Linked DNA regions of Homo sapiens: region 2 is linked to region 1. A link is a contact called in ENCODE Hi-C or POLR2A ChIA-PET data. All regions are on one chromosome and are shown on one strand. Each heading gives the region's core, a stretch centred on a gene start or an enhancer-like site at or near the end of the contact. The rest is flanking DNA. Distances are from core to core; before and after follow the strand shown. Region 1 overlaps HSPG2 (heparan sulfate proteoglycan 2). Region 2 holds the start of LINC00339 (long intergenic non-protein coding RNA 339).

Region 1 (3,950 bases), core at 553-3,052:
CTTTGGCCACGTATATGCGAATCTATAAGAAAGGTGATATTGTAGACATCAAGGGAATGGGTACTGTTCAAAAAGGAACGCCCCACAAGTGTTACCATGGCAAAACTGGAAGAGTCTACAATGTTATCCAGTATGCTGCTAGCATTGTTGTAAACAAACAAGTTAAGGGCAAGATTCTTGCCAAGAGAATTAATGTGCGTATTGAGCACATTAAGCACTCTGAGAGCCGAGATAGCTTCCTGAAACGCGTGAAGGAGAATGATCAGAAAAAGAGAGAAGCCAAAGAGAAAGGTACCTGGGTTCAACTAAAGCGCCAGCCTGCTCCACCCAGCAAAGCACACTTTGTGAGAACCAATGGGAAGGAGCCTGAGCTGCTGGAACCTATTCTCTATGAATTCACGGCATAATAGGTATTTAAAAAAAAAAAAAGACCTCTGGGCTGTTAAAAAAAAAAAAGTGTTTGCTGTGATTATCTTTGTTATTTTGATTAAAATAAGGGTCTCACTGCTTAATGAGTTTGAAAGCCATCAACTTAAACGACCCCAAAGCTTCCTCTGGTTTTGATATTTTAGAGCACTGACACTCTAAAACATTAGGATTCTAAAATTCTAGGCTGTGTCCCACCTGCAAAAGGAACAGGGCTAAAGGAGGGGATTACAAAGTCAGGACAGGCTGGGTGCGGTGGCTCACGCCTATAATTCCAGCACTTTGGGACTGGTGGTCAGGAGTTCGAGACCAGCCTGACCAACATGGTGAAACCCCGTCTCTACTAAAAAATACAAAAATTAGCCGGGCATGGTGGCACATGCCTGTAATCCCAGCTACTTGGGAGGCTGAGGCAGGAGAATCGCTTGAACCCGGGAGGTGGAGGTTGCAGTGGGCCAAGATGGCGCCATTGCACTCCAGCCTGGGCGACAGAGTGAGACTCCATCTCAAAAAACAAAAACAGAAACAATGTCAGGACAGAGCCAGAAGGAGTCAGGCTGCAGAGACCCGCTGAGCAAAGGGTCATCATCACCATCATCCTCATCATTCATTTATACCTCCCCTCTTGCCCTGTTCCAAAAAGGCTGCAGACAGCTTACAAAGATGCACACTTAACAGCCAAGAGAATATTAACTAAAGAAATATAAGAAAAACTCAGGCAGGGCAGGCAGATGGAGCCTGGAGTGAGGCAAGCAGACAGAGAGCACATGCTGAATCCCAGAGATCTAGGAAAGGGACAACTCATGTGGCCCTGAGCTTGCCAGCAGCCAATGGGAAGAAGGAAACCTGACCAGTCCCTAGATTCCATGTCTCACAATGTAAAAACAAACCAGTTGCTTAGAAAAAGCACAACTATCCCTGATACTGAGAGCAGGGAATGTCCCAAGGGACAGGCTTGTCTGGCACCCTTCTCTGCCTCATCAGTGGGGCTGGCATCCCCTCAGAGTCTGCTGACCATGACCCTTTGAAGCTGAAGCCAGGGGCAGAGGCTACAGTGATCAAAGATTCAGGGAGCTGGAATGGCAGTCCAGTCAGTACCCCACCAACCTCACCCCAGCAGCCTTGGTCTAGGCAGGATTACCCATCACTCCCCAAACCCGAACACAGCCAGTGCCCAAAATAGCTAGAGCAGGAGAGGGTGCCAAGAGGCCCTGGCAAGGGCCTGGGCTAGGCCCACCTACAGGAGGGCCCAGTGGGCCAATGCACACATACCTCTGGTGCACAAAGAGGCACCTTCAGTCAGGCACAGAGCCGTCCCTGGGAGTCCCCCACCCACCAGGCTCCCCCCTCAGCTGCACGTTGCTCACGCAGAACTTGAGCTGCTGCTCCACCCTTCCCACAAAGCAGGCCTTCCTGCCTGAGCCAGACTAGAAAAGCCTTCCACAGAAATGCCACCGCACCATATAGGGAAGTGCCTGAAGACCTCCCCGCCCCACCTCCAGAATCTGCCAGAATCAGCCCCCTCAGGATCCTCCATGGCGATGTTGGTTCCTCCCTGGGTCCCCCAGCTGCAGACCAACACAATGGGGGCTATTCTGGGCTGCACGGGGTATTTAAAGCTCTGACTGGGCCTCCTCCCTGGGGAACAAAAGGCCTTGCCCTCCGTAAGACCTTCCTGAAATTGTTCCTGCCCAGACTGTGGTGGCTGCATCCTGTACTGTTCCCCACCTCCCCTGCCAGGCCCTGAGGCCCTGTAAGATTCAGCACAAAATGCCTCCTCCAGGAAGCCCACAGGGCTGCCTCCTGTGCTCAGCAGCACTGCCTGAGACCCTCAGAAAAGCTGGGTCCTGGCTCAACTCTGCCATCGATCTTCTCTGGGTCCCAGTTTTCTCATCTGCAAAATATGGATGTGAATCCCAGTGTGTGAAAGCACTCCAGAGGCTTCCATGGTTAGGATGAGTAGTGTCTCTCCAGCCACTTTGTGAAGCAGAATATAAGCAGGAACGGGAATTGGTCTGTTTTGTCGCTGCCCTTTTTCTAGCACCTGGCACACAGTAGGTGCCAAATAAATATTTACTGACTGATACAAATATTTAAAGAATGTGTCTGTAGCCTCCATAGAACCACCCAGAATGCCAGGCACACAGGTGGTTAATACCCTCGATGGTAACGTTGCCAGCTCTCAGCTTGAGCACAAAGAACACATCAAGCCTTATGCTAAGTACCTGATGTTAATTATCTGATTTAATTTGCTCAACAGTCCCAAGAGGTCGGTACCATTATCTTATTTCACAAGCAAGAAAACGGGAGTTCCAGTCCAGGTGGTTAAGCAGCTCGCCTGAGGTCGCAAATGGCCAAGCTGGGAGTCAAGCCCAGGAGCCCTGAAGCCCCTGGCATCCTGCGCCAAATGCACATTGAAGAAAGGCAGTCGGAGAGCACTGGGTGGGGAGCCAGGAGCCTGAAGTCAGCCACTAAGCTGTGTGACTTCAAGCAAGTTGCTTGGCCTCTCTGAATCAGTTTTCTCTTCCATAAAAACAAGGGCATGAATTCCTCTTCTTCAGGTCGTTGGTAGGATCAAAGGAACCAAAGATGTGACTCTGTCTCCCACACTAGCCCCAGCCCCTCCCCAAGGGCAGCAGCTGTGAAGGATGGTGGGAAGATGTACTGGGAGGAGGGGGCTACCCAGAGCTGGCCCCAGAACAAAGCTCCACAGCTGCTGACAACAGCTGGGGAGAGCTCTGGGCCTGGCCCAAGCAGGGGGAGAATGGGCAGGCTGGGAAGTCACCTCTGGCCCTCCTCTGTCACCCTTCCCTGCTGACAGCTGCTGAGGCCTCAGGGCCAAGGGCCCCAGAGCAGGCAGGGAGTGGGGGTGTGGAGGGGGTGGGCGGGCTGGCTGGGGTCATCTTAGTCCTCATGCTGTCAACTGCTCAAGCCTCAGGGTGCCTGGCCTCGCTGTCCCATAGCACAGCCCTTTACCCAGTTCCCTGGGAAGCCTGGGTGGAGAGGCCGGAGCAAAGGTCTGGGGCTGAACATGCCTTAACTGGAGCCTGGCCTGCTCCAGGGCCCCCGTGGGGAGGTGCAGGGCCGGGAGGGAGGGAGTCCTGAAGAGGCTTGCAATTTCCCTGGTGCACAGCCCCACTGCAGGCCCTTCAGGAAACGTCCCTGGAGGCTGTGAGCTTGGCCCACCCCAGCCCATCTCAGCCCCCTCAGCTGCCGGCCAGCCCAGCTCCACTCCCAGTTCGGTGCCAAGCCTTTCCAGCCCGCTCCAGCCCACGCAGCTCTCTCTCCTCTGAACTCTCACATACCCATAATTACAACTGACCATATTTTCCAAAGCAGAAATCAAGAAACCACTAAATAAAGGATTTCTGGGCTACTTCTGAGTGTCAGAGGCAGCCTGGGAGGTGAAGTTTGGATGCAGAGGTATTCAAATCTCTGAGACACGTTGATAGTTTTTTGCGATGACTACTATATCTATCATATTTTATTAATAAGTCAAAGCCATCCTAGGAAATGTGTGTTGG
Region 2 (4,303 bases), core at 829-3,328, 120 kb after region 1:
CCCGGGGTCGGGGGATAGAGGAGGTGGGCAGAAAAGGAGACGCTACAGTTGAACTGGAACCTGGGTGAACAGATCTCAGGAAAGAGCACTGCAAGCAGAGATCAGCAAAAGAAGTGAAGATGAGGCCGGGTGCGATGGCTCACGCCTGTAATCCCAGCACTTTGGGAAGCCGAGGTGGGTGGATCGCTTGAGGTCAGGAGTTCGAGACCAGCCTGGGGAACATGGCAAAACCCTGTCTCTACTAAAAATACAAAAATTAGCTGGACAGGGTGGTGCAAGTCTGTAATCTGAACTACTTGGGAGGCTAAGGCAAGAGAATCACTTCAACCCAGGAGGTGGAAGTTGCAGTGAGCTGAGATCATGCCACTGCATTCCAGCCTGGGTGACAGAATGAGACTCTGCCTCAAAAAAAGGCTGGGCGTGGTGGCTCACACCTGTAATCCCAGCACTTTGGGAGGCTGAGGTGGGCGGATCACCTGAGGTCAGGAGTTCGAGACCAGCCTGGCCAATATGGCGAAACCCCGTCTCTACTAAAAGTACAAAAAATTAGCCGGGTGTGGTGGCTCGTGCCTGTAATCCCAGTTACTCGGGAGGCTGAGGCAGGAGAATCGCTTGAATCCGGGAGGCAGAGGTTGCAGTGAGTCGAGATCACACCATTGCACTCCAGCTTAGACAACAAGAGCGAAACTCCGTCTCAAAAAAAAAAAAAAAAAAAAAAAAGAAGTGAAGATGAGCTTGTCAGATTGTCAGATTTGCAAAATAGCCAGAAGGTCAGTGTTCTTGGAGCAAACTGAGTGAGCAGGAGGGTGGGGAAAGATGAAGCACAAAGGCTGAATTTTACCTGGGATGATAAAATAATCTTACACAAGCCGAAACGTATATACTTTCACATAAATTTATGTGCCTATGAAATTGGAGTTGCTCTGGGACTCAAGCGGCATCCTTGCCCCAACCCCTGCTGTTTTCTGAAGCATTCCTAAGGAACCTTAGAGTGTGGGAGAGAGAAATAGCAGGAAGTCCTTAACCTAGTCCAACCCTTTTATTTTACAGTTAGGGAAACCTAAGCTGAGAGAGGAGATGGAAACCTGGTTGTAGGAGTGAGTGGGGAAGGGTTCACGGTCATTCTGGTAGGTAGGGGTAGGGCCAGAGCAAGGAGTCCTGGTTTGTGAACCACCAGCTGGCCGTCTAGGAGTTTACAGACCAGCAGTGGCAATGTTGACAAAGGGCATATCTTCCTTTCCCCAAGAACATTGGCTCTGGAGCAATAACCCAGCAATGGGGGCTTTGGGGTGTCCCTCTTAATCCGGTAGCTCAGCCCATTCGGATATGCCAGCTGGAAAGAGAGAGGGAGAAGTCAACTGAGTACCTCTCTCTAACAGCTCAATCCCTCCCCTTCAGGGTTAAGATCGGGGCTGCAGTGGTTAGCATCTCTGCTTCCTCTAGCCGGCTGTGTCATTGAACCTGTGTGATCAGACGCAAACCAGATCAGTATGACTTCAAAGCTTCATCTTTGAGATGGAGTCTTGCTCCCTCGTCCGGGCTGGAGTGCAATGGCGCAATCTCGGCTCACTGCAACCTCCGCCTCCCGGGTTCAAGCAATTCTCCTGTCTCAGTCTCCCGAGCAGCTGGGACTATAGGCGCCTGCCAGCACGCCCGGCTAATTTTTGTATTTTTAGTAAAGACTGAGTTTCACCTTGTTGGTCAAGCTGGTCTCGAACTCGTGACCTCAGGTGATCCACACGCCTCTGCCTCCTAAAGTGCTGGGATTACAGGCGTGAGCCACCGCGCACGGCTAAAGCTTCAGTTCTTAACCATCAGGCGACAGTGCGTAGTCTGGTAGCAACTGGAAAAGTCCTGCTGAGATTTAGCCTCCCATACACACAGAGTCCCACCCCGGACAGGCTGTATCAACCCCCCACGGCCATATGCCCACTGCTGTTTGCGTACAATGAGGCGGGACCTATAGACTGTATCCACTGACTCATCTGGAGTGATTCCGCGGGGCGCCAATACAAGGACCACTGTCTCCAAACAGCAGCCAGCCACCCCTCTCTCTTGGTTTCCTTCCTTTGAGTGGTGCAAAGGCTTAAGGGTGTAACCTCAGAATGGGGCCCTGAATCAGCTGTGGGCGAGCTCCTAGAGTATCTTAATTCCTGCTTCATCTCTTTCCATTTTGCAGTTGGGCAAACTGCGGCTCAGAAAGATAAAGAACTTCTCCGGAGCGAAAAAGCTGCTAAGAATGTATCCAAAACTCCGCACGGTAAGGACTGAGGACGGTCAAAAGACCACCAAGAGTTAAAACCATGAAGCTGCGTAGTACCGCGGAGGCTAGAGAGACCCGGCCCACCCCTTCCAACCTATGCCCCTCCTCTTAACTTCCGGGCGGGGCATGACTTCCGGTTCCCGCGCGGCGCTCCAAAGCTCGGGGAGTGGTGGTCTCCCTTTCCTGGAGTCATTTGTGGGAGTTAGGGTCTTATCCTGATCTTTCCTCGTCCCCCGCTCCCCCGTCCTCCGAGGTGGCAGCTGCGTAGGTGAACGTTCCCCCTGTCCCCTTCCTTCTCCTTCCTAACCCGAGTACGCTTGCTCGCGGCCACAGTGGCTGCCTGCCCCAGGAGCGGGGAGTCCCTGCCTTTGGGGTAGGGAAATGACTGAAATGTGGGACCTGCGGGCTCCTCGGGCTGACTTGGACCTCACTGCAGCTCTGGAGGTGGACCTCGTCCTGGGACCCTAGAAGCCCATTTCCGCACTCGGGCTAGGCCTTCGGAGCCGCGGCAGCATAGTGGGAGGAGTCGGGCTCAGCTCCCCCCCACCACAACCGGGATTATTTTTATCGGTTGAGTCATCGCACTACCTTTCATCCTTGTGGCTTTGGGCAAGTCCCCGCCCTCCGAGCCTCACTTTGCTTATCTGTGAATGGAAATAACAGTGCCTACCCCATGGGCTATCGGGAGGATCAGTTGTGAGGGAATGCAGTGTGGGGTGTCTGGCCGGCAGAATTCCACAAATGGTAGCAGCGGTTGATGTCACTGGAGGTTCCTGGGGCAGTAATTTATCAAGAGTTTATGATCCTGAACTAAGGATCATACGGAGGAGGATCTGTGTATAACGTTCGGCACAATGTTAGATAGGAAGTAAGGGCGCAGTGCACTGGAGTTATTTTTTCTTTTTTTTTTTTTTGAGACGGAGTCTCGCTCTGTCGCCCAGGCCGGAGTTGCAGTGCCGCGTTGTCGCCTCACTGCAACCTTCTCTGCCACATGGGTTCAAGCGATTCTCCTGCCTCAGCCACTCGAGTAACTGGGATTACAGTCGCACATCACCACGCCTGGCTAATGTTTTGCATTTTTAATAGAGACGGTTTCACCATGTTGGCCAGCCTGGTCTTGAACTCCTGATCTCAGGTGATCCACCCGCCTCGGCCTTCCAAAGTGCTAGAAGTATAGGCATGAGCCACTGTGCCTGGCCTGGAGTTATTTTTTCTCACTGGGTTTTTGAGCAAAGAAAAGGAGTTATTAACTGGTGAGGATAAATTTGTGTTTGGTAAGTCGTCTTCTGAAGCTGACAGGATTTATAAGCCGGGTAAATTGTGGTGCTGGTTCATCTTTGAGAGCCAGCCTTAAGAATTGGCCCACTGACTGCTGGGCGTGGTGGCTCACATCTGTAATCCCAGCACTTTGGGAGGCCGAAGCGGGTGGATCACCCGAAGTCAGGAGTTCGAGACCAGCCTGGTCAACATGGTGAAACCCCATCTCTACTAAAAACATAAAAATTAGCCAGGTATGGTGGTGGGCACCTGTAATCCCAGTTACTCGGGAGGCTGAGGCAGAGAATTGCTTGAACCCAGAAGGAGGAAAGGTTGCAGTGAACCGAGATCACACTACTGCACTCCAGCCTGAGCGACAGAGTGAGACTTGTCTCAAAAAAAAAAAAAAGGAAAGAAAAAGGCCCACTGACAGTCTGTTCCTAGAAACCTGGGTTGTAAAGACGTTGGGTGCTGGGAGCTAGAAGAAGTAATAAAAGGGTGTTTTCCTAAGTGGGTTAGGGGTTTTCACTCAGAAAGGTTTTTGGGCAGGAGGGGAAAGCCTGAGAAGTTTTCTTCCTCTTGAGTTGTTATAAAAGTAATACATGTGTGTAGTTAGAAAACAATGCAGAAAGATGTAAAATGAAAAGTGTTTCCCCCTTCTACTGTTTCTGCCCTTCAGAAGTAAATACAATTAATTTCTTTGATAACTTTCTATCTATTATTTGGATATATCAGGTTTTATTTATTTGTATCTGTATTTATGTATTTTTAATTTCCTCAGAT

Evidence for each region. A loop is a pair of places that touch in the nucleus more often than their neighbours do. ChIA-PET counts read pairs that join two places held with the same protein, here RNA polymerase II (POLR2A). Pooled maps may share reads with other maps.
Region 2: a loop to region 1 is called in a map of K562, with 1.9 times the contacts of the local background. The contact joins the promoter of LINC00339 here to the enhancer-like site in region 1. A Hi-C loop is called at or near these places in 1 of 168 maps with a recorded cell type or tissue (K562) and 2 of 50 pooled maps. POLR2A ChIA-PET finds 5 or more read pairs at or near these places in 2 of 52 experiments (PC-9 and endothelial cell of umbilical vein).

What each region holds. Positions count from the first base shown.
Region 1 is chr1:21,908,174-21,912,123 of GRCh38, forward strand. All of the region lies in intron 1 of HSPG2 (heparan sulfate proteoglycan 2), which reads right to left. It also overlaps the pseudogene RPL21P29. Among named protein-coding and RNA genes, the nearest start is that of HSPG2, 27 kb to the right of the region's middle. RefSeq lists enhancers at 1,244-1,960, 1,675-1,724, 1,785-1,844, 1,895-1,964, 1,961-2,676 and 1 more. Within about 2 kb of position 1,803, at least 21 of the 41 ENCODE cell types and tissues checked have a DNase peak (open chromatin) inside an H3K27ac peak, as active enhancers do; they include endothelial cell of umbilical vein, where a contact is called at or near this core.
Region 2 is chr1:22,023,113-22,027,415 of GRCh38, forward strand. It overlaps LINC00339 (long intergenic non-protein coding RNA 339), which reads left to right and starts at 2,079. Exons shown (of 2, transcript NR_023918.2): 1 at 2,079-2,260. LINC01635 (long intergenic non-protein coding RNA 1635) reads right to left here and starts at 2,936. Exons shown (of 3, transcript NR_110692.1): 1 at 2,852-2,936; 2 at 1,694-1,854; 3 at 882-1,333. RefSeq lists enhancers at 2,364-2,965, 2,577-2,686, 2,764-3,058.